Regions from separate parts of the Homo sapiens genome. Here regions 1, 3 and 4 are each linked to region 2. The links are chromatin loops, found by intact Hi-C in ENCODE. Cell type or tissue: Panc1. All regions are shown on one strand.

Region 1 (8,000 bases), 500 kb after region 2:
ACCTACTATGTCTATTTATTCATTGACCCAGCAATATAATTTCTAACAATATATCTTATAAACATGATATACTCAAGGATACAGCGATACATGAACTGTTATGGACTGAATGCTTGTGTCTCCCCCAAATTCATATGTTGAAACCATTACCTCCAATGTCATGGTATTTGTAGGTGGAGCGTCTGGGAGGTAATTAGATCTATATGAAGTCATGAAAGCAGAGAACCCTTATGGGATTTGTGTCCTTATGAGAAGAGGAGAAACCAGAGCTCACTCTCTGTCATGTAAGGACAGCAAGAAGGCAGCTGTCAATAAACCACGAAGAGAGCCCTCACCAGGTTTCCAATCGGCTGGAGCCTTCGACTTGGACTTCATACCCTCCAGAATTGTGAAAAATAAATTTCTATTGTTCAAGCCACTCGGTCTATGGTATTTTGTTAAGGCAGCCAAAGCAGACTAAGGCTAGAACAAAGATGCTCATGAAGCATCATTTGTAATATCTTAAATGTTGGAAAATTCTACATGTCTACCCTTAACAACCTCATTCAATAATTTGCAACACAGCTATACAACGTAACACTGTAAAGCTTTTTATCAGAATAAGGTAGTATTATATATACTGATCTCTGAGGATGTCTAGATATTGGTAAAGTGAAAAAAAGAATAAGCTGTAAAGTAGAATTTACTGTAGGATTCTATTTGTGACCTTTTATGAAAAAGATATAGGCACATGTATATTACACACTTGTAGGCATGCATACTTCTATATTATATTTCTAAGTACACATTGGGAGCTATTCATGGTGATTATCTCTGAGGATAGGGAGTATTAGAATGGCCAACTTGGTATGAATAGGGAATAAAGAAGACTTACTTTTTATACTACACCCATCTGCACTGTTTTTTTTAACGTGAAACATGTAACTTTTATTAAAAAGAAAAAAAAATTGTGAAATGCTTCATAGTCCTTTGTGTCAAGAGCTCTGCCATAACCCAAAGCACAAAACCTAGGAGGTCTGTTGATCTTAATCTACACTTTGGCCTCATACATGGATATAGCGTGTTGGTTGGTACCATGCAAACACTGTCCCTCCTTTCTGGGTTGGAGAGGAATCAGGAGTGTTTGGAGAAAAAGAAAAGCACATCCCCTGAACTGGCAAGCGATACTCATGACCATCAGCAGCCACAGGCTCCATTAACAAGCAGGAGAGGGATGTTTCCCTGGTCTCACCAGCAATAAATGTGTCTATGGGGAAGCAAAGTTTCTAAGAAGTGCTTAAGGAACTCTAGGCATTCCTAGACAGCCCAGGCTCTGAATTTAGATGGGAGAAAAGTAGGCAGATATCACTGAAAATCATGTTGTTTTAAAATGTTCTTTTTTGCGTTGGGTGCGGTGGCTCATGCCTGTAATCTCAGCACTTTGGGAGGCTGAGACAGGTGGATCACCTGAGGTCAGGAGTTCAAGACCAGCCTGGCCAACATGGTGAAACCCCGTCTCTACTAAAAATACAAAAAATTAGCTGGGCGTGGTGGTGTATGCCTGTAGTCCCAGCTACTTGGGAGGCTGAGGCACCAGAATTATTTGAACCCAGGAGGTGGAGGTTGCAGTGAGCCGAGGTTGTGCCCTGCACTCCAGCCTGGGTGACAGAGTGAGACTCTGTTTAAAAATAAAATAAAATAAGATGTTCTTTTCAAGTTTATCGATTAATTTTCATGAACCTGAAAGGTGTTTGTGAAAGAACACCCTATTCTTATTATTCTATGTACAAAGAGAATCATATTCACTCTTAACCCTCACATCAAGACACTTACTTTGATACATTTTTAAAGGCTTGAAATCCAAAATAGAGTTTTAATTTTCTTATCAAAAAATTTCAAGCCTTTATATCAAGGTGGTAGGATTGTTCATCTCTTTTGTGTCAACCCTGTAAATGTGAGAACTGTAATTGATCTCTGCTATGCGTGAGTGACATGGAAGACCCTGAATATGTTGTAGAACCAGAACATTTTCATTACCTACATCATGCTGTGTGTCAAACAGGCATGCCAATCAGTTTGTGGATCTAAGCAGGCCATTGCACATGCAAACGTGTATGATAGGTATGACAGTTTAACTTAGCATTCTCATTTGGAAAACATTCTGGAATATGTGAATAAGTAACTGGAAAATTCCCAAATAGACATAGCATTGCGGTTCAGAAACATGAATATTTACCATTGACAGAGAGCAAGAGAGAAAGCATGCACACAAGAGAGGGTCCCCATCAAACTGAACAATGTATAAGCAAGAATCCACAGTGCAAATTGGAAGGATGATCATGGCTGCGAGGCTACAGTTATGACTAAACAACCATTGATAAATTTATTCTCGACTATATCAAATGATAAAGAAAATAGCTATGAATTTACTGAAAAAAAAGCATTATCCCTAATTAATAAGAAAAAAGAAAAAGAAAGGAACATCCAGCTCAAACACTTGTCCACCAAATAGCACAACAGATATTGAGAACACTAATATTTGGTTATAAAGGACAAGAAATTGTTAAGAAGAAAAGTAATTTCCACTTTGGTATTTCTGGCCTTATGAAGACATAAGATACATTGGGAGGATTATGGAAACATAAGTGATTGAGAGAAAATCTCATGAGAAACTTAAGAAGATGGGACTGTTTATGAAATAGGAATACCACCCATAATTGGACAAAGACAATAAAAAATTTTTCTAATTACAGTATCATTCCATAAGTATACAATGTGTATTATCAGTAGGTGAATATCATAGGCCAAATGAAAAGCAAACAAGTAAGTAAAAATATTAAGTAGAAAAATATTCTCATGAGTGATTGATATGATTACATTTGAATTTTAGAAGATGTCATTAGTGGAGATGTGAACAGAATCAGGATTTAGGATGAAGTCTGGGAAAGCTGTTATGAGGCTACTGCAATGGTCTGGGCTCTTTTGGCATTTCCTCTTTAAGCTAAAATTGGCCCTTTACTTACTATTTATTCTCTTTTCCCTGATATTTGCTCTTCTTGTTTTTAAAAAATCCTTCAATTTAATTTTAAATTTTATGGCTTTCCTCTTCTTCTACCCGGTTCCGTTCCTTACTCTGCATTGCAAATTACACAGATAGTATAAACATAGACGACGTTAGTCTTTAATTTTAATTTTTCTTTTTCTTTTTCTTTTTTTTGAGGCGGAGTCGCGCTCTGTCACCCAGGCTGGAATGCAGTGGCGCGACCTCGGTTCACTGCAAGCTCCGCCTCCCGGGTTCACGCCATTCTCCTCCTGCCCCAGCCTCCCGAGTAGCTGGGACTACAGGCGCCCGCCACCATGCCCGGCTAAATGTTTTGTATTTTTAGTAGAGAGAGGGTTTCACCGTGTTAGGCAGGATGGTCTTGATCTCCTGACCTCGTGATCCGTCTGCCTCCGCCTCCCAAAGTGCTGGGATTACAGGCGTGAGCCACCGCATCCAGCCTAATTTTTCTTTTTCTTTTTTTGAGATAGAGTCTCACTCTGCTGCTCAGGCTGGAGTGCAATGACACGATCTCGGCTTACTGCAACCTGCAGCTCCAGGGCTCAAGTAATTCTCCTGCCTCAGCCTCCCGAGTAGCTGGGACTACAGGTGTGTGCCACCATGCCTGGCTAATTTTTGTATTTTTAGTAGAGACAGGGTTTTGCCATATTGGCCAGGCTGGTCTCAAACTCCTGACCTCAGGTGATCCACCTACCTCGTCATCCCAAAGTGTTGGGATTACAGGCATGAGCCACTGCACCCGGCCGATTTTTTCATTTTTATTTCAAATTTCTGCCATATATTTTGGATTCTCTCTTTAAAAAAAAATCTGTAACATTTTAAAAGCAATTTTGGCATTAATATTTGTGGTAGTAATAAGGTTTTACATGATGGATTAGGATATGATGACAATACAATTCTTAAGGTTAACACAGCCAGGAGAATTATATGGCCAAGTGAATAGATCTTTAGACCTCTGGCTTTGGAAGCTTCTTATGAAATCCTAAGAGATTTACAGACAACAAATGTTTACAACATTTAGGCACACAACAGCATAATACTAGACACAAATACTAAGCAATATTCAGAGTCCAAATACAGCCATACTCATTTTGCTTGTAAAAATTTAGTTTTTCAATTTGCCTCCTGCTGCACAGAAGTAATATAGCAGGTGATTCATTTCCACGTTTGAACTGCTGTTAACCACAATGGGTGAAGGAGAGCGAGATGCAGGCTTCGCTGATCATGTCACCCTTGGAAGAAAGGGGAATAAAATTATAGGGCAGAATGACCTATCATATTTCCTTGACAGGTGCTAATTCACTTTGATCTATCCTTCACCATAATTTCATTGGTGGGGAGGACATACATATTTATAAGTGTGGAAACAGGCGACTGTTTTTCTGTTTGCAATTTACAACAACAAAGAATTCATTTCAATTTTCATATTAGAAGTCCCAAGGTGACCCGGGAGTAGATACCAGTCCCCTGCTGTGCGGGATTTCTAACATAATAAGGAATAAAGCACAACAACAGTACATTGTGACCTGGGCTCATGGGTAATCAATTCACATATTTACCATGGAAACAACAGTACCACGCAGAACATCGTCATTGCTTCAATTTGCTGACGAAAGCCCTCTAGAACCCAGGAAGAGTGTGCGTGAAAGCTGGCTGATTAATCTGACTTACTTATGCTTTGTTAAAGAGTTATTGTCTTAATCATAATTAACACTAAATAGTTACTCATGGAAAAGCTGCAAGAGAGATTCAGCTCTACCTCTTATGAGGCTTATGGTCTGTGATTTTCAAACCATGAGTCATCGACAAATATATACAATGAAACAGAGATTGAGCCAAATGGGAGGACACCAGGGTTTTGATTTCAGAAGTCGGATTTAGAATTTCATTTTCTATGCAAAATACTGCATGGTATACAAACACCTCTCAGGTTATATAATCATGGTGCATTATCTTTGTACCCACAAAATGCTTAACGAACTCAGTGGGGTGAGTTCTTTTTCTTCTAAGGAAGGAAAACAAAACTTCTATGCACGGGAAAACAAGCCAGTGCACGGCATGACTAACACAATGCCATGTAATTAGGCAAAAGCTTTGAATAGACATTTCACTTAACGAGATATACGACTGGGTTAATAAGCACATGGATAAGATGTTTAATATGACTAGTAATTAGAGAACGTCTATAATGAACAAGTTGACAAAATCTAGTGTCGGTGAGGAAGTAGAGAAACTAGAAACCAACACCCCCGCTCCCCACCACCACCTTTTGCTGGTGGGAATGCAAAATATTGCAGCCACTTGAAAACATTCGAGCAATTTCTGAAACTGTTAAGCACACGACTGTTAGAGCCAGCAATTCCTCTCCTAGGTATCCAACTGAGGAGAAATGAAAGTGCAGATCCACACGAAGAGTTTTACGCCATGTTCACAGTGTAACTCACAATAACAACGCAAATGTCCATCTACTGGTGAATGGATAAACAAAAGGTATCGTATCCTTGCAATGGAGTTTTGCTCATCAAGAAGAGTTTCACGTACAATAACTTTGAGAAAAATCTCAAAATTACGCTGAGGGAAATAAGACTGACAAAAGATTACATAGCATTTGATTCCATTTATCTAACATTTCTAGAAAAAAAGACAAAACTCTATAAGCAGACAGTTGATCAGTGTTTGCCTAGGGCTGAAGGTGGGAGTGAGGATGGCTCAAATATGCATCGAAAAACTTTTTAGGGTTTATTTTTCTGAAACTGGATTGTGATAACTGGTTGCCCAATTATAAATGTGTATTAGAAATGATCGAACTGGACATATACCTGGAGGATTTGCATGATGTGTAAATTATACCCCAATAAAGTTATTGGAATTCAGTAAGAACATAGCTTGCTCTAGATGGTTAAAGGTTTCAGTTGTTCCTGTTATAGGATCTTACCATTATGAACTGTCATCTTCCCAAACCAGTGAAGTCTTAGCAAGTGCTGGAAATACAAATAGGTTCACAATTTAAAGGGGCAGCTGGAGCCTCAGTACTCCATCAGTAATATGTATTAAGACATGCCACAGAGCAAATGCTCACAGTGAAAAGTGCTGGGGAGACTGTACAGGGGTCTACTACATGTGATTAAAGAACTGTGTCAGATGGCATTTCAACAGCTTTGTAAGTGATGACAGGGACACAGGTAAAGTTGAAAAATCACATTCCTATCCTCCTTAGGACAGATAGTAAGCATACGTTTTTAATTACTGTCATGAGTCGCTTAACCACATGGATACATTCTGAGAAATAGGTCTTTGTGTGGACATCACAGAGCATACTTACACAAACCTAGATGGTATCACCTGCTACAAACCTAGACTGGATGGTAGAGCCTTTTGCTGCTGGGTTAAAAACCTGTACAGCATGTTACTGGACTGAATACTGTTGGAAACCATAACACCGGCTGGGCGTGCTGGTTCACGCCTATAATCCCAGCACTTTGGGGTGCTAAGGCAGGCGGATCACTTAAGGTCAGGAGTTTGAGACTAGCCTGGCCAACATGGTGAAACCCTGTCTCTACTCAAGGTACAAAAATTAGCTGGGTGTGGTTGTGCAAACCTGTAATCCCACCTACTTGGGAGGCTGAGGCATGAGACGTGCTTGAACCTAGGAGGTGGAGGTTGCAGTGAGCCAAGATTGTGCCACTGCACTCCAGCCTGGGCCACAGAGCAAGACTCTACCAGAAAAAATAAAAAAGGAAACCATAAAACAATGGTAAGTAGATGCACAATGTCTATCTAAACACATGTGAACATGGAAAAGGTACAGTGAAAATACAGTATAAAAGATAAAAAACATGGTACCCCTGGGCCGGGCGCAGTGGCTCATGCCGGTAATCCCAGCACTTTGGGAGGCCGAAGTGGATCACGAAGTCAAGAGATTGAGACCATCCTGGCCAACATGGTGAAACCCCGTCTCGTCTCTACTAAAAATACAAAAATTAGCTGGGTGTGGTGGTGTGTGCCTGTAATCCCAGCTACTCCGGAGGCTGAGGCAGGAGAATCGCTTGAACCCAGGAGGCGGAGGTTGCAGTGAGCCAAGATAGCGCCACTGCACTCCAGCCTGGCAACAGAGTGAGACTGTCTAAAAAAAAAAAAAAAGAAACGTACCCCTGAATAGGACACTTACTGTGAATGGAGCTTACAGTACTCCAAGTTGCTCTCCTGATTCAGTGAGTGAGTGAATGTGAAGGCCTAGGACATTATTGTATACCACTGTAGACGTTATGAACACTGTACATCTAGGTTACACTAAATGTATACAACAAAGTTCCTCAATAATAAACTGACCTTGGCTTACTGTAACTTTCTGACTTTATACACTTCTTAATTTTTAAAACTCTGACACTTGTAATAACACTTAGCTTAAACCACAAACACATTGTACAGCCATATAAATATATTTTCTTCCTTTATATCTGTATTCTATATGCTTTTTTTCTGTTTCTAAATTTGTAAAACTTTTTAAACTTTTTGTTGAAAACTAAGACACTGACACACACATTAGCCTAACAGGGTCAGGATCATCCATATCACCATCTTCCACCCCCATATATTGTCCCACTGGAAGGTCTTCAGGGGCAATGACATGCATGGACCTGTCATTTCCTATAACAATGCCTTCTTCTGGAAATCCTCCTGAAGATCCTGCCTGAGACTGCTTTACCGTTAACTTATTTATAAGTAGGAGTATACTCTAAAATAGCAATAAAAAGTATACAATATACATAAACCAGTAACATAATTATTCATGACCATTATCAAGTATTATGTACTGTACTTCATATGTGCTATACTTTTATATGACTGGCAGCACAGTTTTGTTTACACCAGCACCACCACAAACATGAATAATGCCTTGAGCTACTACATTGCAACAGCTACAGTGTCACTAGGCGATAGGAATTTTTCAGCTCCACTA
Region 2 (8,000 bases):
AGCACGTCTCAGGGCGCCTTCTGTTCACAGCTTCCCACAGGAGTCCAGCTGAGAAGGAAGCCACATGGCCATTCCTGAGAACAAGGATAATGCCACACAAATGAGATGTTCCAGCTCCCTAGCTCTGAGGAAGCTCATTCAAAAATGCAATTTTTAATTAAAAGGGAAACTTCCTGAGAGGACAGGGAGCATTTACAGCATGAAGTCAGGCAGGGTGAGCCTCACCCAGCTGCTGTTCCTTTCTCTTTCCTGCCTTCTGAAGAGGAGACTGTGGAAAGGGAAGCGAGGCAGAGGTGGCAGAAAGAGATGATAACTCCAGGAAGGAAGGGGTGCCTGAGAGAAGCAGCCAGGCAGAGCGGTGGGACGTGAAACTCCTCGACAGCACTGTGTCCTGGGCCGAGGTGGGGAGGGTCAGTGAGGGCAGGGTACTGGTGTCATTTTAATTCAGACTTCTCTCTTTCTTTGCTGCAAATGGCTCTCTGGAGCACAAACTCTCAACAAGGTGGAAACTCGACACTATGCTCTCAATCTCCATGCACAATTTTGCAGAAGAGGCTCTTTCCAGCATTTTCTCCCCAGATGTCAGAGCCGTGCACCCTTCTCCGGAAGGCTGGAGGGTGTTCAGCGTTGTTTGTCACAGGCAGCGGCCAGTCTCTGTGTTCTCGGGCGCTCTGTGTCAGGTCCTGGTATTTATTCCCAGATTCTGTTTAGATGCACCCGAGGCCCCAGGCAAAGGTTTCTGCCTGAGACAGTCCTTGGCCTCCAGCCACGGCTTCCGTGCCATGTCCCAAATGCAAAGTGCCACTCTCAAATGTTCTCTGATCTCCTGTTCGAAGCAAATAACAGAGTGCTAAAATCTTATTTAGAGGAGTCGTGGTAGAATTATTTATTCACTTCTAGCCTTTTGGCTGAGACTGTTTTGAAAAATAGAAAATGGCAGGTAATTCAGGTGTCACCCTTCAATGGCATGTGTTCTTCTTGATGTTTCACAGCTACTGCACATCTGATGAAGAGGATTTTTTTTAACTGAGTAAGGTCATCTTTTCCTGATGAAGCCCCAAAGTGCAAAAGGCATGAAAGGCACATTATGCTTCTCCACCAGAGGAGGGTCTCCGCAGGCAGGGCAGCCGCTGAACAGCACCGGGAGGGTCTGTAGTTGCCAGACTCTATTATTGTGGGCTATAAATTAAGAGGCTTCCGTTTCAAATACAAACTCTCTCATCAGTCACAGGAAATTAAATGCCTTTTGAAAGGGAGCTAGGCATAGGAGGAATTCACTTTCTTCCACCTACACACTGTTGGCAGCTCCTCAGAGGGAAGGACGGAGCCTGCCATTCTGCGGAGCGTCACCTGGTTCTTACCCACGACTTCACCGTGAGTGTGGAGTCCACAGGACTCCAGAGCTCTGTGGCCTGACTGCAGGGCAGTCTGCTCCCAAAGAGACTTGGGGAGAACATGGCTAACTCAACAGAATACAGAATAACACCGGAGAGGGGCACCAAGAGAGTGGTGATCACATAATTGAGACCTAGTCAGACCCAGTAACAACTTACCGTGTCCGCGAGGAACCATTCATGCAGAGAGGCCTCCCCATTTTCTGCCTTAAACTCATTTTATATACGTGGGGAATTGAGACTCCAAGATTACGAACATTTTCAAGATCCTCTGGCTAGTAGGTGATTTAGCTTAGAGTCAAATCTAGATTTGAACAACTCCATAATCATCATAATAAACAATAACGACACTACCTACATGAACTGAGCAATGGCTAAGTAGTAAGCATGTGCCGAACCCTTTACGTGAGTCAACTTAGTTGATCCTCAGATAATCCTGCGGCAGAGTGATTGTTCCAGCCACAGATGAGGAAACGCAGAGCCTTCCAGGTGTTATAACTCTTTTCTCACGCCTCTCTTACAATCCTCAGGAAATGTCGCCCCCCCCCCCCCCCGACCCCCCGCCAGCCCCCGACCGCCCGGAACTAAGCCACAGCCACCTCCTGCCCTGGTTGCTGCAATAGTCTAATCTCTCCTGGAGTCTGCCCGGCCCCTCCTGAGCTTCGTCCCAGACAGCAGTCAGAGCAGGACTTCAGATGTTGTCAGTTCTGCTCTCACTCCCCGCCACTGCCCATTTCACTGGGAATGAGAGCCAGGGGTCCTCACCAGGCCTCCCCACTGCGTCCCTCTCTCCCCACAGTGTCTCCTGGAGCTGCATTGCTCTCTGGATGTGCCAGAACATGCCGTGGGCTTTCATCCTGCGTCACTCGACTGGGAATGCCCTGGGATCCTGCAGGTGCCCACCCAGCTGGCTCCCTCCGGGTCCCGTCTTTACTCAAATCGCACCTTCTCGATGAAGTTTACTCTGAAGTTCAACCTGCTCTTCCCATCCTCCCACCCCAGGCGCAGCAGATCCGCCTTAACTGGACTCCCCCGCTTTGCTTCCACGGCGCCTATGGAAATGCTCTGACACAGAGGTCAGCGAACCACTTTACAATCACATTTTACTGGGACACAGCCACACCTTTTGGTTCGTGTATTGTCTGTGGCCACTTTCACAGAATGACCAGTGGCCCTCAGAGCTAACAGACGCACTGCCTGGCCCTTTACTGAAAAGTGCGGCCACCTCTGCTCTAACATAACTGGAGAGCTTGATGACGGATTGGGCTTGTTTTTCTCGGTCTGTTTTCCCCCGAGGAGAGCGCACACACTGGGGGGCAGGAACTTTGTTTCTTTTGAGCACTGACGCCTCCCAGTGCCTAGAACAGGACCTGGCTCGTAGATGATGCCAGTTCATATTTGTTGAATAAATGTGTGAATGAGGCATATATTTGCTAAACAACTCACCCAAAGTCACTCCAGTGATAGGCCCATCAGCTCTCGGCATCCAAATTCAAACCCAGGCAGACCAACAGAGAGTAATAGCAACAGAGACCCGTTCTTACCAGTGACCCCCGACCAGCCTCATCCGCTGCTGCCTCGCAGGAGACAGTGTCCTATATTTGCTCATAAAAACCAGGCAGGGAAAAAGGCAAGCTACCAGCTTTTAATCTTATTAATATGGGCCAGAAAGGATGGTTCATGGTTCTGACCATAAGACAAAGTGCTTCAAGGCAAGGCTTGTATCAACCGTGCTACGGAGTTGATACACACCGAACTGTCACCCGTCCTCCTGCCCAGGGGCCTTGGCGTTTTGAAGACTCCCCCATCTAGACGTCCAGCAGATGCTGAGCACCCAGGAGAGAGGTCAGAATGCAGGATTTGCATTGAAAGCCACGTCTATTGGGGAAGCAGCTAAAGCTCTGGAATGAGGTACCAGAAAGAAGAAAGGAAGATGGAGGAAAGAACTCTGGAGGGAGATGGGGCCGAGGAAGGAGTAGGAGGTGTGGCTATGCTAGCTCATGCTCACCCCTCATTCAAGCTCCAGACCTGGGCCAAGAGCAAGAAGAGAGCTTGCTTGTGGGTCCAGAGTTTCTGATGGCAGCGGGTTTTTGATGGCCTGTAAAGTCATCTAACGGGCTTGGCGCAGTGGCTCACGCCTGTAATCCCAGCACTTTGGGAGGCCGAGGCTGCCAAATCACGAGGTCAAGAGATCAAGACCATTCTGGTCAACATGGTGAAACCCTGTCTCTACTAAAAATACAAAAATTAGCCGGGTGTGGTGGCGCCTGCCTGTAGTCGCAGCTACTCGGGAGGCTAAGGCAGCAGAATCACTTGAACCTGGGAGGCGGAGGTTGCAGTGAGCAGAGATGGCGTCACTGCACTCCAGCCTGGCAACAGAGCCAGACGCCGTTTCAAAAAAAAAAAAAAAAAGTCATCTAATGCCTCCAAGACCACACGCTATTGATTTAATCTCTGAATTAAAGGTCTCTGAATTAAAGTGTATAAATGTACCTTCTCCCATAACTCTGAGAATGGGGTTTGTGTCTTAGAAAAGAAAAAACTCACGGGGCTGGGGGTTACATCTATTGTTTCCTGTAATTGTCACAGCAGTACTCAATACACACATTTTCACAGGCAAGGAAACTCAGGTTAAATAACTTTCACAACACATTGGAAATTTAGGCTGCCAATTAGTCATCCCTCCGGCCCCCCTGGGTTTTAACCTCTAGACCTAGAGAACCAAATTAGATGAAAATACCAGCTTTTGTAAATCAACAGTGTCTAATAATCCCCCAAGGACAGGGCCCTAGGCAAAGCTGAGCTGGGGGAATGTAGACAGACCTCCTACTTTCCACTCCAAACCTAGACGCAGACTCAGTGGCCCACCCAGGGGCATGAGTAATGCTGGGAGCTGCAGGCTGGCTTCCCACGCTCCCTCCTGGGCCTGGCCCCCAGGCCTGGCTGACTCCATGGGGGGCCTGGCAGTATCACAGCGCAGGGCTCTCAGGCTGCCAGCAGAGCAGCTGTTGTGTTTTCAGCTGCTTATTCTCACTAAAACTTCTGATAAGGCCATCTGGAAAAGTATTACTGTATATTAATAAAAATATTTAAATAAAGTTACAGAATGGAGAGATTTACTTTGGAAGTATTAATATGTAATGAGTTAGACAGATAACGTGTTTGAAGCAGCCTCTGCCAATCTGTTTACTCCACGGAGAGAAGAAGAACAGGTGTGTCAAGCCAAACATCTTTCCTTGGCACTTGAACTGCCTTACTTGGAGCAGCTCTGACAAGCTTATTTTTGTGGTGGTGGTTGGGGGAACCCAGCATTTTTAGAGAAGAAAAGAGCAATCTTCACTCCAGAAAGTGAATCTGTCTATATTCATGTATCGGCCTTGACGTGGTTTGATTTTTCTTTTTAACTCCAGTGTTGGTTCTTTGCTCTTTGAAATCAAAACATTCTGTATTATTTCTGGGATTATACCCAGCAAAGTGAGAACAGGAGCTTCTTTTAGTAAATAAACGTGATCATCTTCCGCCAGTAGGTGTCACTGTTCATTTAGCACAAACCATACCCGAAAGGCAAGGCAATTACCTCGGCTAAAATAACAAGCATGTTTTCTGGAAATAAAATAACCAGTAAGTACTGGGAAAAAGATTATTTTCTTTCACAGGTGTCTCCAAATCAAAGCTGAAGTGTGAACAACAATTCACTCTTTCTATGGCCTCCCACATAGTATTTGCTTCTAGAGCTTTAGCACCATTGTAAGAATTCCTTCTAAACCATGTTTGTACCTCAGATCTAACTGCCTGACCCTATAAACATTTTGCGGTTGACTTTGCTTATAAAATGCATTGGCATTTTCACATACAGGCGGTGGAGTTTTCTAGCGTTCCAGCCTAAATCAGAAAACAATGTCTGGTGTTGCCTACACAGAAACAATCGTATATCATAGAAAATTAGAAGTGAGGCAGTAAAGCGAGTCTCTGAAAATACGTTGGATGTAAACACATCGTTTACATGAAGGACATGGAATTATAAGTTCACACAGTGACACACAAATATGTAAGGTCATTAGTGTTCACTAAATGCGTAGCTATGCAATGAAAATGGTGAGAATCCTTTACGAGCTAACGTGCTACACAGAGTTTGATGCTTCTTGTGCGTGATCTCACCTGTTCCCCCACTTATGTGACCATTTTACAATGAAGAAATGGATGTTTAAAGAGGACAGTGAGGTCCCTGCGCCACAGTGGTAGAAAGTGACCAACTAGCAGTCAACCAGGAGATTTTTGGCCCTAGAACCTGAGGTCCTAACCACAACACAGAGGGCCTTTCCTTTTTTCTTTTTTCTTCTTCTTTTTTTTTTTAAATGGAGTCTCGCTCTGTTGCCCAGGCTGGAGTGCAGTGGTGCCATCTTGGCTCACTGCAACCTCCACCTCCTGGGTTCAAGCAATTCCCCTGCCTCAGCCTCCTGAGTAGCTGGGATTACAGGTACACGCCACTGCGCCTGGCTAATTTTTGTATTTTTTTAAAAAACGGGGTTTCACCATGTTGACCAGGCTGGTCTCAAACTCCTGACCTCAAGTGATCTGCCCACCTCTGCCTCCCAAAGTGCTGGGATTACAGGCATGAACCACCACGCCCAGCCTCCTCTGACTTTTGTAAGGGAAATAATTAGATTCTGCTTGTGTTGAATAATTCTAGCCAGGCCGGAGTTCAGTTCTAGTCCTCCTACTTCCGACTGATAGTGGCTCTGAGTAGTTCACTTACCATCTCTGAATTTCCATTTATTTCACTGTGAAAGGGGGAAATTGGTACCTACTTGTGGGATTGCTGTAGAGATTCAAATACCGTGTTTAAGAAAGTTCCTAGCACTGCGCCTGGCACGTAAAAGGCACTTGTTTAAGAACTTGATAAGGCTGGGCGTGGTGGCTCACGCCTGTAATCCCAGCACTTTGGGAGGCTGAGGAGGGCGGATCACGAGGTCAAGAGATCAAGACCATCCTGGCTAACACGGTGAAACCCCGTCTCTACTAAAAATACAAAAAATTAGCTGGGTGTGGTAGCACGTGCCTGTAGTCCCAGCTACTTGAGAGGCTGAGACAGGAGAATTGCTTGAACCCAGGAGACAGAGGTTGCAGTGAGCCGAGATCATGCGCCGCTGCACTCCAGCCAGAGCGACAGAGCGAGACTATGTCTCAAAAAAAAAAAAAAAAAGAACTTGATAAAGTAAAAAACCCTGATTTTTGAAATAAATTAAGAGTAATGAATATGCAATAAAGCATTCTTTTCTGAAATGCGTTATGAGAGGTCAGGAGTTAGTCTTAAGCAGTTTTCAAAGGTGCAAGGGCTGGAGTGGCCTCAGTTTATCTGGATAAAATGACTATATATGAACAGAGATGCCAACTGTTGGTGCCAGGCATGGCTCATGGGCTTTTGGCATGATGAACAGTTTCCTTTATTTTCTTTTTTTTCTTTCTTTATTTATTTTTGAGACAGGATTCTGCTCTGTCACCCAGGCGGGAGTGCAATGGTACAATAACATCTCACTGCAGCCTCCACTTTCTGGGCTCGGTGATCCTCCCACCTCAGCGTCCTGAGCTGGGACCACAGGCACGCGCCACCATGCCTGGCTAATTTTTGTATTATTTGTAGAGAGAGGGTCTCCCTATGTTGCCCAGTCTGGTTTCAAACTTCTGGGCTCCAGTGATTTCCCCCCCACATCAGCCTCAGTTTTCTTTACTTTTTAAAAATTAAGATCCTGATTTTACAAATGAAGAAAGCTCAAAGATGAAGTTACATGTCCAAGGTCACATAGCTGAAGAGAGAATTTGCCGGGCTGCTGGATCTTGTTTTTTCCATTTGCCGTACTAAATCATGTGCTACAATATTTGTGGTTTTCCTCAACTCCACAGAGCTTGCTTCTCTGAAATTCCTATTCCTTGCTAACCCCTAATTTTGTATGTGAACCATTGGAGACAGGGAGCACAAAAGGACAGCAAGAGAGAAAGCAATAAACTAAGTAGAGAAAGGAAGGATCCTCCTGGTCCTTATGCCTTTGAGTGATGATGTAAGAAAATCATGTGAAGTTCACCTGGGTGAGCCTTTACCCTCCAGGCACTCGAGGGCCCATACCCCACACCAGGAGAGTTGAGGCATTCCTCATCTTGATTTTGAATTGATGCTTGAGTGGGGGTACTTAAGTATTAATTGAAACGTGCTGAATTCCCAACATAAATGGAAATTCTCAGGTGACTTTGAATGGCAAAAATCAGTCCTTTCTAGACAATTAATGAGTAGATATAGAATTTCCATCCAAAAGTTGTAGAAAAGTGGTTAGAAGGGAGTTGGGTATTTGGCAGTTAGGCCTGGAGTTTACTTTCTGGGTCAGAACCAATGTCCTGAGTTCATGCAGAAATCACATTTGATCTTCACTAAAAATTAAGCAGGACCAGCATGAGGGTGGATAGAGAGTATGTTGTATCTTCTGTAGTTACAGCATAACTTCCTTTCCCCATGTAGCATTAACGGGGGAATGGAGGGGACTCCGGAGATCACAGGAAGAGTTTGTTCAGATAGAGACGTTTACCCCTTGAACTGTTTCCAACCCTGGCTGTTGT
Region 3 (8,000 bases), 280 kb after region 2:
TCCTTTCCATCCATCCATCCATCCATCCATCCATCCATCCACCCACCCCTATCCTATTCCTATCTATCCATCTATCCACCTATTCCTCAATCCATCTATCTTTCCTATTGGTTCTGTTTCTCCAGAGAGCCTTAACATACTGCTTTAGAAACCTCCATCTCTTCCACATACTGCAGTCTACCAGTTGGATCTTTTGTAGGCTTCAACCCTAACCTCTCACTTCCTGAGTTCAGTGCCTGGAAAAACAGCCTCTTGGGTCTAATCTTTTCTTCCGAAGCAAGGCCCCTGCAGGCAGCTCTCACCCGGGTTTGCCAGGCTTCATGGCAGGTTCAGTTCTACTTTTACTATATCTCTAACCCATAAGTTCTGCTTTCCAAGACTTTTTCTAAAATTGGGGATCAAGAAGTGCTGGGGCTGAAAGCCTAACAAATATCTAGGAAGGAGAATCTACTTAACATGGGGAATAGGACTTTCTGCATCTCTGTTTTTGAATAGAGATTATCTGGAGCCTGTCTAGGTTATCTGCTCATGCTGAAAAAGGCTTCTCTAACACATGTATTTTCTCCACAAGGCACATCATAGCCTTCTTGCACTTAGGAATACTAGACAGCACTATGCTTGGGGGGCATTTTAAACAGTAAGATCACCAACAAAAAGCACAAAAATGTAAAAACCACGGTACTAAATAGGCCATGAAAAGGACATCCTTGTTCATAGCATGAGAGCTGAAACAAGAAGGCAGAGCATTGCTCTTTCATCCACAGCAGACAGCAAGAGTGTTGGGTGAGTCAAACTTTGTTGCTCTGCAAATGTCGATGAAGATCTTAAAGGCGTCTGGAATACTGATTTTGGGGTTACAAATAAGACTTAGCGAGTGGGCAAACAGCAAAGACAGAAACTGTGATGACACTGTCATCACACACTTTGAATACAATGTTTTCTGAGTTTGCCGATTTGTGGACTATCCTGAATTTGTGCTCAATTTTTATCTCTCTCCAACTGCTTATGTTTTGCCTCTCTCTCCATGTCAACAGATTACACTCTATAAGGGAAAATGGAAATAAAGATGCAGGCGAAACTTGAATATCGGTGTGGGTTTTGCATGGCAAACACTGACGCCAAATTTGCCTCTACTCTGAATGCTCAAGTTGTGGGAGCGCTACTTTAAGATGGAAATATGTGCTCTAAGGGAAATAATAACCAGAATAACTTTAGTTTTAAAATTATATACCAAGAGGAAAAAAAATAGTAAAAACCCAACTCCTTCTTACTAAGTTTTTAAAGAAACACTCAAAAAAGTAAAATTAAACCCCCAGAGTATAATTCCCATTCTAATGACCACTGAGCACGTCATTGCTTTTGGTTGATAAAATAAGCACATGTTCTTCTCTTTACCTCGAAAACTTGAATGATTTCAAAGACAACAAGTAGGCAGTAATTTAAAGTCTTTTTTTGTGAGCTTGCCATTCTGCTCTTCGTGGGGATCTTTGTGATGGGAAACTGTAAATACAGTTTTAGAAGTAAAAGCTTTCATCTTAATGACTATAGGATTAGAAAAAGATAAGAAGCTACTATAGGAAAAGTGGGTGGGCTGGGCACAGTGGCTTACGCCTGCAATCCCAGCACTGGGAGGCTGAGGGGGGCGGATCATTTGAGGTCGAGAATTTGAGACCAGCCTGGCCAACATGTTGAAAGTGTGTCTGCTATAAAAACAAACAAAACAAACAAACAAACGAACAAACAAAACCAACCCCCCCACAAAAATTAGCTGGCATGGTAGCGCACACCTGTAATCCCAGCTACTTGGGAGGCTGAGGCATGAGGATTGCTTGAACCTGAGAGGCTGAGGTTGCAGTGAGCAGAGATCATACCACTGCACTCTAACCTGGGCAACAGAGTGAGACTCTGTCTCAAAAAAAAAAAAAAAAAAGAAAAAAGTGGATGGATATTACCACATATTTTTAAATAAAATTTAGCAATCCTGGTAATTTTGGGTTCTTGATTTTAAACACAATATATTTCTGATTATAAAAATATTTTTCTGATCATAAAAATAGATGTCTTTAGAATTAAAAAAACACATAAACATAAAAAGGAGATAATTTAAAAAGCTTATAAAACATAGAAGAAAAACTAGCCCTAAATATTTCTGAAAACCAATATAATGTCATTTTAAATGGCACACAGGGCAATACCAACATAGATCTCTTTGTTCGAAAGATAGATTTTTTCTGTCTTTTAATTTATCTAAAAATAAATCATGGTGTATTTTTTTCCCTCCATTCTTTACAGGAGTATGGGTGTTTTATCTTATCAGATTTCCTTCATGGGGAAAATGTATGTGACTTAGTCACCCAGCCAGGTGATGGTTGACTACAGGTGGACCAAGGAATGAAAGTTGGCAAGTTTGGGCACTTTTTTTATATTCAATTCTCAGGAAAGAGATACCCAAAATTATGTGTCTCTGCTGAACAATACATACAATTATGACCAGCAATAGGAGTTGTGGAGGCCATAGCTCTGGGGTTCAAAATGATCCTGAAATAAAGTATTAGAAACCCTCTCATTTCTTTCTAATATTGGAAAAGTCACATGTCTTTTAAAATTAACAACCACATTATCATGAGCAATTCTAATTTTCCCCAATGTAATCATCACGAAAACATTTGTGATTGACAGGTTTTCTACCCCAGATGTAAATTTTTGGAAATACTAATATACAATTACTTTTCATAATGGGTGCACAGCTACTAAATGATGTATGGCCAATTCCCAAAGTTTCAAATGGATAAATATTAGTCTAATGTGCTCAATCAATGCAGAGAAATAGCTCTAAGCCCTTTTCCTGCAAGGGAAAATATTTACCGTATATCACAGATAGATTGGCCACAGGCACTAAGCAGTGATGGAGAAGCCTAGAAATCCTTGTAAATGTCCTTGTACTTCAGTGAAGGACATCCTCAAAAGACAGAAAGGAAAAAGAAAAGAAAACTCTGAATGGTGTTACCTCAAGCATTCTCTAAAACACAGCACTTAGAATCAGACCTGCATCAGCACGTTGCTGCTTGACACACGAAAGCCCCTTTGCATTTAACAACAACACAACAAAGGTTACAGAGAACTTTTGATATCCTTCATTTACCAGATTATTTCTTCCATCCATAGTTTACAGCACTGAATTAGAGATTGTTAATAGTAATAATAATAAGAAAAAAAGATTTTGACCATGGACTATGATGTAACCCATCATAGTGGATCAACTGTATACTGAGTCTGACTAGAAAAAAATCAAAACAGTAAAATACCAATCAGATGCACTTCACATAATGTTGTCCTTTTAAATTTTGAATTGTGGTACAATATACATAACGTAAATACCCTTTGGGGTTTTTTTTTAAGCAATTAGGCACACAGTGTGCAATTTATAACTGCTATGAAATAACCCTACCCCTCTTTATTTGGGCAAAGGTCACTATGGATTTTTTTTTTAATTTTTAACTGTAGAAAAGGATGGAATTTCCCACCTTTCCTTAAATAAGAAATTCCAGACAATCACATCATGTCCATTACATCCCAATACTCGGTTTTGACTAAGAACTGGATGCACATCTATCTAACTGTCCAAATCCCTTTTTGGATTCTCAAATAGTGAATCTTCTTGGAATCAGTGGTTAAAGTTCCCACTTTTTCACCTGGACCGTATGGGTGACAGACTCCCTGTTTGCTAACATGAGGATGACAGTTACAGATTTCAATGCAAACTAAGGAAGAATTCTCAGCTGAGTTGTGCTGTGTAGAAAACAGAATTGGCAGCTTTGTGAAGTGGGGGCTCCCAGTACTTAGAAGTCCCGAACTGTGGCTTGACACTCACTGCGGGATCAGAATCTCCTGGTGGGCATTCACTAAACTCAGATGCCCAGACCTCATCATTAATTGTCCTCGGTGGGACCCAGGCATCGGCATTTCTTAAAAACCTCCCCAGGCAATTCCAATCTACATTGAAGCCTGCCAATCCCTGTGTAGTCACAGGCTACAGGCTCCCAGGTCAACCCAGGTGGCCTCTGACATCCCTACCAGCCCCAGGACTGTGGACTAGGACACGGTTTTGCCTAATGACTGATTATATCCTGCCTTGGTTAAGGGCAATAGAATTGAGAAGATTAGCACTGCCCCCAACTGGCTACAAAAGGAATGGAAAAGCTCAAAGGAAGAACCATGGAGGTAGAATATACCGGGAGCCAAGAAAATTGTTTTCAACTACCTGAAATGAGAGAGGTTCCTCTATAATGATGAACAAATGACAGAGAAAGCAGTTTTGATCTAATAATGTCCAGTCCAGGGGTAAATGGGGTTCTTCCGCTCCTAACACTTTTGTTGCTCTTTGCCCACTTCTTGGTGTACTAGTAACCACCCTATTGGGCACTCAGTGTCTTCCCAAATCCACATGTGTTCTCAGCAAAGGCCTGATCTCAGTTATTTACACCAGCAAAGTGAATGCAAGTTTACCTGGTAACCTCACTCAAAAGTGTTGCATTTTGAGCCTTAACTCCACAAAATGAAGAGTCTGAACCATTTTGAAAGGAACCTAAAGACAACTGAGAAGGCAAGGACATCTTTGTAGAGCAGAAGTCTTTTCCTGTAAGTCTGAGATCTTTCCATAGAAGCGGCTGCTAGAGGGAAAGATGAGAGACAGGGTGAGGATTAATGGGGACAAAACCCTGGAAGAGAAAGTTGGAAACGGTACAGTCAATCATGAGAGCACAGGACATTTACAGAGAAAAGAGTGAGGAGGTGTTTTTCAATTCCATAAAATAGAAAATAGGAAGAGTGAGCTTAGATCATAGCGTGATCAATTTTAAGCAAATAGACGATGAGAAATACTTTTCTGATTACATAGTGGACTGGGTGGCGGACAGAGGCTGAAGAAGTGTTTAAAAACAGGCCATGCATTCTCATATCTGCATAGAACATCCAAGCATTACATACGTCTCTCATTATTCCAAAGCATTACATACATCTCTCCTTAGAAGAGCGATGAAGCTATAGGACACAAGACCCAGTCCAGGATACAGCATGAAAGAGAAGATATTAAATAGCTAGCAGAGAGTCAGATGACAATCAGTAGATAAAAAGGGCTTGGAAATGGTAAGCATTATAGAATTTTGGAAAACCATTTTTTTCCCATAGTTAAGAGACCCCATTCTTCAAGGCCTTGATCCTGAATAAATGTCCTTTCAGGGTTGACACCCTATTTTTATGACTTAAAATATTTGGACGGGATATTTGGAAGTTTCTAAACTCTGCTGAACTAAAATCTGCTGAACAAATAAAGGGAAGAACTCTGTTTTGTACCATGTAATTTACTTAAATGCCCCACTACAGTGTAAAAGTAGACTAGACCATTCACTTCATGCCCTCAGGTTTTCAACATGCCAGATGTCCAGTTGAGGAACGTATCTAAATCTAAGGATATTCCTAAATTCTTCTGCAAAGTTTCAAGGCTATTGGTAATAACATATATTTAGTGGTCAACTTGGAGGCTAACGTTGGTCTTTCTATTTCTGTAACAGCTTGCACAGTATCATGCAGGCATACATGTGAGTCTAGATGTAGATCTAGACATATATAACCCAATCAGTGCATTTCAAGTATCTAATTCTACCCTCTTACAAAGTTTTATTTATTGTTAAGATTATTTCAGAAGCACCATAGATAGGAATATGTATGTTAAATTTAGCTAATTCATGCTATTCACACAAATGCACTACTACTTTGTGATTTTATTGTAAAAAATGATATTTGCATGCTCAGTCAGCCTCAGTACTAAGCATCCAACTTCCCGATTTGCTGATTTTTTGTAGGTAGAACTGTGCATGACTCAGAAACTAAAGAGAACATGTAAGCCCTACATTCTTTCATTGAAATGGTGATTGCCTGGATCACATGCACAGAGCCAGTATTCATTGCACATAATGTAGCTTCCCTGTTCTCAGTGTTCCCTGGATCTGGCAGCACCTCAGGGTCATTTAAACTACACAAACTTTTCAAGGATCCTGCACTTTCTGTCTGTGTGGCTCCGTGTGAAGTAGCCTGTTAGTCCCTTAGCAGCAAAGTATGAGTGGATCATAATATAGTATCTGAAATAAGGAAACTATAAGTGATTCTCCACTTGGGATGACACCTTTCTTGAAACTCATCCTCTGGTAATGTGGAATTTGAAGAGCTGATATTTGTAATCTCTAACTTTTAGGAGAGAAGGAAAGACAATGATATCATGGAATGCACACATTATAATATTTGCTGTGAATTACGTGCTTCCTATGAAAAGCTACAAAGATGAAGGCATCTCTTTCTCTATGTAGCAACTGTGCTCTAGCAGGCTGTTGCTTCAGTAAGAGCACTCTTTACTCACAGCCCCTGTACAACCTGGGCTCCTACAATAAAATATTCCAAATGTAAGCTTGCCCTCTCATAAAGTCCAACAAATTCAGTCTCTAGTCTCAACGTTCTTTATCTTTGTTGTTGGTTAATTTGCTCCTCTGAACTGATAGTATGTAAAACAGTATTCTTTCTCTCCCCAGGACTGAATAGCAGAATTAGAATGTCTCCCTGCCTCTCTTCTCTAATCTTGTAAGCCATTGGTAAGTTCAATATCTGTTTCAAACACATTGTCATTGACCATTATCCAGGAAAACTCAATTCACCATGACCTTTAAGTTGAAAATACTCTTTAATTAAACATCAAGGAGGGACAATTACTGAAAATCAATCCCTGGCATTTTCTAATTGTGGAACAATTTTTTAAATGTCAGGGTCCATGTTCATGTAGGCCATTTTACATTTTTATTTTTCATTTTTATTAGTTTTCCCTCAATTCTGTATTTATAGATTCATTACTCCCAACAATTACCCTTATAAAAGGTTCCAAGTGTTTCTTTTCATGTCTTGGATTAATGGGCCATAATTTCACACCTAACACTTTAGTAAAGAAACATGCTTACTTATAAAACATACAACATGGGTCAAAATCCAACAAAAGCTTCTAATATGAGACTAATTAAATTAAATTGTGATTAGATTGAAGGAGTGAATCAATTAAATAACAATGGCCTAAACTTCAAGTTACACTTAAAGATCTATATATTTAAAATGTCAACAACATGCAAAAAAAATCACACCAAATACAAATATGCAGACAGGCTACATGTAGCCAGAAGGATATAGTAGGATAATGGGCCTTACAGATCAACAAATTGGAGAATTTACAATGGAGAAAATAACACCAACACATAAAAATACTATACAAGTCAAGCAAAGGTAAATTATTCATCCATTGAAACAAATATTTATTCAGGATAATGCCTAGAGTCTAAATTTGTCTAAGAAACCACAGTAGTTAGAATAAATCCTAATTTGGAGAAATTGATCAACTGATTCTAAAGTTTATGTGGAAGGGCAAATGACTTAGAATATGTAAACTGTTTTTTTAAAAGGACAAATCTGAACAACTAACACTATCTGCTTTTAAGACTTATTAGAAATGTACAATTATCAGAATAATGTGGTATTGGTACAAACAGAATAGATCAAGACAAAAGGATAGAGAGTTCATAGATAGAACCTCACATATATGGACAATTGATTTTTTGACAGAAGTACAAAGGCAATTCTGTCAGGAGAAAACAGTATATTTAACAAGTAATGCTAACATAATTTGATATTCATATGCAAATAAACTTTGATTCCCACTGATTTGCACAAAATGAATAATAGATATAAAGGTAAAACACTAAACTATAAAAGTTCTAGCAGAAAACAGAAGAGAAAAGCATGATCCATAAAAGAACAAACTGACAAACTGGACTTCATCAAAGTGAAAAGATCTGCTCTTTGAAAGACACTATTAAAAGACTGAAACAGCAACCTTTACCTTGGGAGAAAATATTTTCATGTATCTGATAAAGGACATGTAACTAGAGTATAGAAATCACTCTAAAAAC
Region 4 (8,000 bases), 81 kb after region 2:
TGTGATGTCTTGGCAACTCTTACCCCAACTCTATCCAACACCTGCTCTCCAGGTAGGTCAAGGTCAATATACTTGACTACTTCAAAGCCTCAACAAAAATGTTCTCCATCACCATGTTATCAGGTGTCCACGTCAGCTGAGAAGCCTGACTGGTCCTTTTCATGCCTGTGGAACAAGGGACTGAATCTTAAGGAGAGTGGAGACCTTGTGTTACTTACATTCTGCATTCAAGAAACTATTTCTATGAAGTTTAATGATCAATGATGCTTTTTCCTTCAAAACTATCCAAAGATTTCAAATCTGTTTGTGCAAGGAGGCACTGGATTGAACTGAATTTCTAGTTTCTTCATCGACTGGTTCCTTCATTCAGTAACAAAACTGAACATTTTAATGTGCTGATACTGTGTGAGAGCTTTACACACATTAACTGATTTAATCAGTATGAAAACGGTCTGCAATAAGCACATGTATTCCCATCTTACGGGCAAAGAAATGGGCTGGAGAGGTTTCAGGAACATGCTCCAGCTGGCTGAGGTGCATCTGATGAACTCTGTGCTTCCAGTGAACTTGTAAGATCCAAGTCTCCAGGCGAACATCAAGTTCTTCTAGGATTCATCCCCAGCCTTTCCCCAGTCTTCTAGGACTCCTCTCCCTTGCTCCGCCTTGAACTCTGTTGTTGACATCTTTCTTGCCCTCTACACCGTTAAACGATTCTAGAGTGGTGCTATACATTGGAAATAAAATGCGAGCCACACATATAAATTGTATTTTAATATCCACTTTAGGAAAGCAAAAAGAAGCAGGTGAAAGTGATTTTGATAATATATTTTATTTACCACAATATATCAAAAAATTTATTTCATCCTGTAATCAGCATAAAAATTACTAATAAGATATCTTATATTCTTCTATGGTATTAAGTCTTTGAAATCTGGTTTGTATTTTACATTTGCAACACACCTCCCTTCGGACTACCCACATTTTGAGTGCTCCAAGGACGCTGGCTAGTGGCCACTGCATTGCCCGGCATATCCTAGGGGAGGGAAGGAATCCTTAGTTGTTAACGTGTCAGACAACATGCTATGGCTCATAGTTGTCCTCCTGATGTGTATCTTCTCCTCCCGATGTGTATCTTCTCCTCCCGTCTGCAGTATAAGAAGCCTTCACTGGGCACGTGTCTGCCAGGTACAGACTACATTCCCTGGCCTCTCCTGCACTCAGGGTCCCATGTGACTGGATCTGGCACCTGAGATGTAAACGAAAGTGAAGCGTGCCATTTCTGGGTTACGCCCTTAAAGAAGGCATGTTCCCAGCCCTTCTCCTTCTCTCTTTGTGCAAGCTGGAAGGCAGGTATGGTGCCAGTCACCTTCAACCACCTGAGCACGCTCAAGGGACAGCAGAGCCACAGACGGGAGCTTCTGTTTCCTTACCACAGAGCCAGCCATGGGGACCATGTCCTGAGAGAAAGAGGTTCCTGTTTTGTTCACACAACTATTGTTCATCTATGACAAGCACGGTCATCTTCATTTACTTTCATCATTTCTAGAATCTAATTCCGTGCTCTCTTGGTGGGGTTAGACCCAACTCTTCCTTCAGGTCTCAGTGAAGCTTTATTTCAGCAGGGAGGCCTTTCTAATGTTCTGAAGACTAGGTTACAGCCCTCACTCCATACTACCATGGCACCCTGAGCTTCCCCTTTCTCAGCATCCGTGCACAGGGTTATTTAATGTTGGTGTTCGTTCTAGACCTCTGTGTCATGGGGGCATGCTGTGACCATCTTCTGGGCACTTGGCACAGTGCTTAGCACATAGAAGTGCCAAACATTTGTTCAAAGAATAAATGTAATTAAGAGGCTTAACATGTAAGTGATGTGCTCTTGCCCTTCCCGGTTTGATGGGAATACAGAATCTCTTTAGATTTTCCTGGTTCCTGTTAGAGAGCATCAGAATGACAGTGCACACAGGCAAGGCTAGCTGGGAGGATCGAGTGGCCTGAGTGTCATGGGTTGAGTTGTATCCCTTACAAAGATATGCTGATGTCCTAACACCCAGTACCTTGGAATGAGATCTTCTTTGGAAATAGTGTCATTGTGGATGTAATTAGTCAAGGTAAGGTGTATTAGTCTGGTCTCATGCTGCTAATAAAGACATACTCGACACTGGGTAATTTATAAAGGAAAGAGATTTAACTGACTCACAGTTCCACATGGCTGGGGAGGCCTCACAATCATGGCGGAAGGCCAATGAGGAGCAAAGGCACGTCTTACGTGGTGGCAGGCAAGAGAGCATGTGCAGGGGACCTCCCCTTTATAAAACCATCAGATCTTGTGAGACTTATTCACTACCACAAGGACAGTATGGGGAAAGCCACCCCCATGATTCAATTATCTCCACCTGGCCCAGCCCTTGATCTGTGGGGATTATTACAATTTAAGGGATATTTGGGTGGGGACACAGCCAAACCATATCATAAGGTCATACCAAAGTAGGTTGGCTCTAACTGAAACATGGCTGGCATCCTCAGAAGAAGAGGAGGGAGACACAGCAAGAAGGTGGCCATGAGATGATGGGAGCAGAGACTGGAGTGACACAGCCACAAGCCAAGGATTGCTGGCAAACACCAGAAGCCAGAAGATGCAAGGAGGGATTCTTCCCCATGGGTTTCAGAGGAACATGACCTTGGAGGCACCTTGATTTCAGACTTCTGGCCTCCAGAACCGTGAGACAACACATTTCTGCTGTTCTACGCCACCCGGCTTGTGGCACTTTATAATGGCAGCCCTAGGAGCAAATACATCAAGGCAGAAAACCCGTCACAAACCTGCTGGCATGCCCGTTCCTCCTGGCTACGACTCCACAGCCTGTTCCCAGGGGTCAGCCCACAGGCCAGGGCCAGGCGGCATTGCTGGCTAGTGGCCTGCAGGAGGGGCACTTATCAGTACTTCCTCACTCCCAACATGAAAAGTCAGGTAAAGAAGTACAGGAAGCTCTGCCAAGGAGTGGAAGGGATTTGTACCTCCTTAGGACAACTTCCCAGGTAAGGGCGAGTGGAGGACAGGGTGTCCCCACTACAGGAAGAAAGAGAGACATCATCATTCAGCTCTCACAGACATTCCTCCTTCAAAACAGACCCTCTGGCAAAGGTTATCCTTTAAAGAAAAAAAAGTTCTTGCTCCTCTGTCTTGAACTGGGAATAAATTAGGAGAGATAAGAGACAGATATTACTCCTTTTTAAAACTCTGTATTCCCATTGAAAAGAGTCAAGGGTACAATTCTCAAGTCTGTGTGTGTGCACAGTGCTTACATGTCTCTCTCTCTCTCTCTCTCTCTCACACACACACACACACACACCATATCCCACTTACAGACTGAATACTTTGCACCACAAAGTATTTTCAGCTGCTCTTCTCGCTCCTTTCCCTTTCAATTCAGAAGGCTAACTCTAGCTCAATTATCTCTTCCTTTTGACAGAATTCACATCAAATGCAAACAAGATGAGACCAGGATTCTGCCTGGTTCTGTTGCCAAGGTGGGTGGGAAGTCGGCAGCAGGGATCAGTAGCTGTAGCTGCTTCAGCCTTTGTTGAGGCTAACTCTCCTCCCAAGGTGTCTCAAATAGAAAGGCTTGTTCCTGATGCTTTCCAATTATTTTCACTTCAAAGAAATACTTTAATATATTTAGTTCAAATTGCATGATGGTAATTATGCTTCTAAATCTGATCAAATGACGGGAGAGAGGAAACCTTTGCTTCCATGAGGGGATATTTGTTCTTCAATAGATGGGTCTAATTTTCCACAGTGGGAGGACTCACAAGCACTGAGACTGGCTTTTTTCATTAGTTATTTATAAAGCTCTTATTAGATTGGTTAAATTCACATGTGGGAAAAAAGACAAATTATTGTTAATCAATTTCTAACCTATACTATTCATAATTTAGCTGATAGAAACCTCTGCTCACCAAGGGGATTTTTATTCAGGCTGCAAATCAGTATCATGTTATAGAGTGTATTAATTAATAAATGGAATATTTAGCTTTTTATAATTAGTGTTTGTATTTATTACATTTGTTATGTTACTCCTCTCCTCAACGATCCCATTATAATTCCTATTCCTCAGTAAATAAAAGCTCACTCTCTGGTTTGGAATTCAAGCCTCCTCCCAACACACCACATGACCCCGCCGTGCCAGCCATTCACACTGCTCACAGGGTCTTCAGCTCCCTTCTCCCTGAGAGCTTGTGGGAAGGGTGTGCTGTCCTAACCCAGTTAGATGTCGTCAAATGCCTTGTTTGGCCAATGAAATGTGGGTGGCAATGACATGTGTAACTTGAGGCCAGAGCCTTTAATTTCTGGCACTCAACTCTCCATCCCTCCCACCATCCTGCTTCCTGAAGGAAGGGCTCCACCTGCCGACCCTGATGGAGAACGAGGTCACATCAGTCTCCCTGCCAACCCTATTGGACAGGCCTTACGCGTGAGAAACAAACCTTTGTTGTTTCAAACCACTGAAATGTTGAAGTTGTTTGTTACTGCAACAGACTTTAGTCTGTGCTGACTAATACATCCAGGATATTCTTTGGGAATTCTAGCGGCTACATTCTATTTTTCAAGTGAAATATGCTTTGGAACACCTATACATAATAAAAGCAGAGATGGTCATGTTGAAGAGTGAGATGGGGTGAGTGTGTGTGTATGGGGATGGGGGAGGATTGAGATTCTTCTTTATCTTCTACTGAAGCCCCCGATGCTTTGCAACCTCCGCACATTTCTCAGAACTCAGGCTGAAACCCTGTGATCTAGTCCAAACCAACCTTCCCAGCTAGGGTTTCGTTCAAAGGTCACAACTGGTGGCTTGTGAGCAGGGTCTGGACACACACACACACACATTTTTTTTTTTTTTTTGGCTCACAGAGTGCTTGAAAAGAATCTAAGACAACATTTACAGATTGGGAGATCAACGTAAAAGATGCATCCTAAACTTCCCTTGCTAAAGTGAAGAATGAGGACACCCTGGGCCTCCACTCCTTCCCTTCAGTTGCTATTTGTCATTACACATAAATGTCTGTTGCATATAGGGAAATATTTCTGTCCCATGTCTCTATCAAAAGTGGGAAAGGGCTGTGTTTTTCTAAAAGTAAGAGAAAGAGTGTATTTCTTTGTGGAGTGCATAATTCTCCTAAGTATGAAAGTGAAAAGCTAAGATCAGTGTTTCCCACCCCTCATTTCTCTCGTTCATGTCACCTGTTGCTTCTTATTGGCTTTGGAATGTGGGACCTCTCTTCTAGCCTCTTGCATCTACCTCTATGGTTTGACTTCTGAAAATGTGGTCCCTGGTCCACCTGGATCCAAGTTAGCTGAGTTGCTCGTGAAAAATGCAGATTGCAGGTTTCATTTCAGACCTACTGGATTCGAGGTGGTGGTGGTTTCTGCATTTTCCATAAGTAACCCTTTCCCTTGACAATTCTTAGGCACAATTAATCTTGAGAATTACTGCTCTGTGGCTGAGGTCATCATATATTCAGAACCAAGTTCTACGAATGGGTAAAGAATTTTTATTCTCTTCTAGCTTTGAAAGACCCTTCAGAAGGTAGAATTTGGATGCCAAAATGCTATGATTTCTGAAATGGTGTCCAGGAATAATACAATGAATTATTTGAAACCGCAGCTGTTCCCAAGATTACAGATAAACTGAACACCAAGTTGTCTTCTGAATGCTGCCCTCACTCTCCTCCTTCCCCACTTTTGTTCATGCAGTGTCTTTGCCAAAAGTCCTTCGGCCATGTTTCCTTACAAAATCTCACGCATCTTTAAGGTGCAGTTGAAATGTTAATGAAAATCAATGCATCCTTACTATTATCTAAAGTCAGTTGTGTCAAAACTTTTAGAATTTTTCATTTTTCAATAGAGATTATTTTTAAAGACAGTTTAATTTCACGGCAAAATTGAGCAGAGTACAGAGAGCTCCCCTCTCCCCTCTCCCCTATACATGCACAGCCTCCCCCACTATCAGTGTTCCCCACAAGAGTGGTACATTTGTTATAAATGCAAAATGTACATTGACACATCATCACCCAAAGTCCTCAGTTTACATGAGGTTCACTCCTGGTGCTGTACTTCCTATGGGTTTGGACAAATGTATAACATTTATCCACCTCTGCAGTATTATACAAAAGAGTTTCATGGTCCTGAAAACCCTCAGTGCTCCACATACTCATCCTTTCCTCCCCAAACCCCTGACAATCATGGATCTTTTTACTGTGTCCAGAGTTTTGCCTTTTCTAGAATATCATATAGCTGAAACCACACAGTATGTAGTCTTTTCAGATTGGCATCTTTCACTGGTAATATGCACTTAAGGTTCCTCTATGTCTTCCCATGGCTTGACAGTACGTTTCTTTTTAGCATGGAATAATATCTCACTGTCTGGAAGTACCAGTTTATTTATCCATTCATCGACTGAAGGACACCTTGGTTGCTTCCCAGATTTGTCAATTATGAATAAATCTGCTGTCAATATCTGTATGAAGGTTTAGTTGTATACATAAGTTTTCAACTAATTCAAGTAAATACCAAGAAGCATGTTTGCTAGATCATATGGTAAGCGTATGTTTAGTTTAGTTTTTTTTTTTCTTTTTTTTTTTTTTTTTGAGACCAAGTCTCCCTCTGTCGCCCGGGCTGGAGTGCAATGGCGCAATCTTGGCTCACTGCAACCTCCGCCTCCTGGGTTCAAGCGATTCTCCTGCCTCAGACTCCCAAGTAGCTGGGACTACTGGTACTCGCCACCATGCCTGGCTAATTTTTGTATTTTTAGTAGAGACGGGGTTTCACCATATTGCCAGGCTAGTCTCGAACTCCTGACCTCGTGATCTGCCTGCCTCAACCTCCCAAGCGCTGGGATTACAGGCAAGAGCCATTGTGCCCGGCTGTGTTTAGTTTTCTAAGAAACTGCCAGACTGTCTTCCAAAGAGACTGTACCATTTTGCATTCCCACCAACAGTGAATGAGAGTTCCTGGAGCTCCACATCCTCCCCAGCATCTGGTGGCATCCATGTTTTGGGTTTTGGCCATTTTAGTAGGTGTGTAGAGGTATCTCATTGTTTTAATTTGCAAATGCCAAATGACATATGATGTTGAACATCTTTTCATATGCTTTTTTGCATCTGTATATCTTTTTTCGGTGAGGTTTCTGTTCAGCTCTTTTGCCCATTTTTAATCTTGTTGATAGTTTTCTTACTGTCAATTTTGAAAAGTTCTTTGTATATTTTGGTAATAGTCCCTTTATCCGATAGGTCTTTTGCAATATTTTCTCCCAGACTGTTGAATGCTTTTTTTTTAATGGTTGGTCTGTTTCCAGGAATCAGAAATCAGGCTTCACACCCAGCCCAGATGTTCAAGTGGTTGTTTGACTTGTCTGCCATCTGCAACTGTCTCTCTTCTGCTTTGTACTCCACGCCTCTCAGATGCTGGAGAAACTGGTCATTTGTTCTCTATAGCATCTCACATTGTGAATTTGTACAAGGCTCAGTGGCTTCTTGAGCCATGGGTTGTGTGGGTCTATAAACCAAACAGACAGGCCTTGGACAGACAGGGGTTTCCTTCAGGCAGCACAGCCTCAGCCACAGCAGCATCCTGAGGCTGAGGATGTAACACCAAGATATGAAGATATAACCCTACGTTTCTAAGATGCGGCTGTTCTGGGGGAAGATATAACACTACGTTTCTAAGATGCGCTGTCAGTGAGTGACATGAGAGAGAAAGTCTGCATGTCTTAGTTATCAGCCATGTGAGAAGGAATACCTGGATCACTGAATCATCTGGGCATAAAAGCTTTTTTATGAGTTGTGTTAAAAACTGCTTTTTGTGGATCACATGAAGCAACTCTGAAATGCATTATCCTGATCATCATTGTTGCTAATCATGTCCATTTTGGGCCATGCACTGCACATGCTTATCATTAGTCAATTGATTAAGTTTGCACTCTTTGGGAGAGGCACTACTCCTA

The links. Peaks named below come from ENCODE experiments on the same cell type or tissue, not always from the same donor. Only the 100,000 strongest peaks of a DNase experiment are listed, where the experiment ranks them.
Region 1: a loop joins it to region 2, with 3 times the contacts of the local background. A loop is called at or near these places in 9 of 110 quality-filtered maps.
Region 3: a loop joins it to region 2, with 3 times the contacts of the local background. A loop is called at or near these places in 57 of 110 quality-filtered maps.
Region 4: a loop joins it to region 2, with 4 times the contacts of the local background. A loop is called at or near these places in 32 of 110 quality-filtered maps.

What each region holds. Positions count from the first base shown.
Region 1 is chr6:161,913,621-161,921,620 of GRCh38, forward strand. The region is part of intron 6 of PRKN (parkin RBR E3 ubiquitin protein ligase); the gene reads right to left. Among named protein-coding and RNA genes, the nearest start is that of LNCR-SMAL, 320 kb to the right of the region's middle. In Panc1, a CTCF peak has its summit at 4,213; a DNase peak (open chromatin) is centred at 4,791; H3K4me3 peaks cover 1,240 bases.
Region 2 is chr6:161,413,660-161,421,659 of GRCh38, forward strand. The region is part of intron 9 of PRKN (parkin RBR E3 ubiquitin protein ligase); the gene reads right to left. Among named protein-coding and RNA genes, the nearest start is that of AGPAT4, 140 kb to the left of the region's middle. RefSeq lists enhancers at 1,726-2,251, 2,252-2,777. In Panc1, CTCF peaks have their summits at 4,921 (motif pointing right) and 5,120; a DNase peak (open chromatin) is centred at 4,912; H3K27ac peaks cover 1,289 bases.
Region 3 is chr6:161,691,036-161,699,035 of GRCh38, forward strand. All of the region lies in intron 7 of PRKN (parkin RBR E3 ubiquitin protein ligase), which reads right to left. Among named protein-coding and RNA genes, the nearest start is that of AGPAT4, 420 kb to the left of the region's middle. In Panc1, CTCF peaks have their summits at 4,175 (motif pointing left) and 4,375; a DNase peak (open chromatin) is centred at 4,216.
Region 4 is chr6:161,494,249-161,502,248 of GRCh38, forward strand. The region is part of intron 9 of PRKN (parkin RBR E3 ubiquitin protein ligase); the gene reads right to left. Among named protein-coding and RNA genes, the nearest start is that of AGPAT4, 220 kb to the left of the region's middle. RefSeq lists an enhancer at 4,066-4,567. In Panc1, CTCF peaks have their summits at 4,410 (motif pointing left) and 4,611; a DNase peak (open chromatin) is centred at 4,337.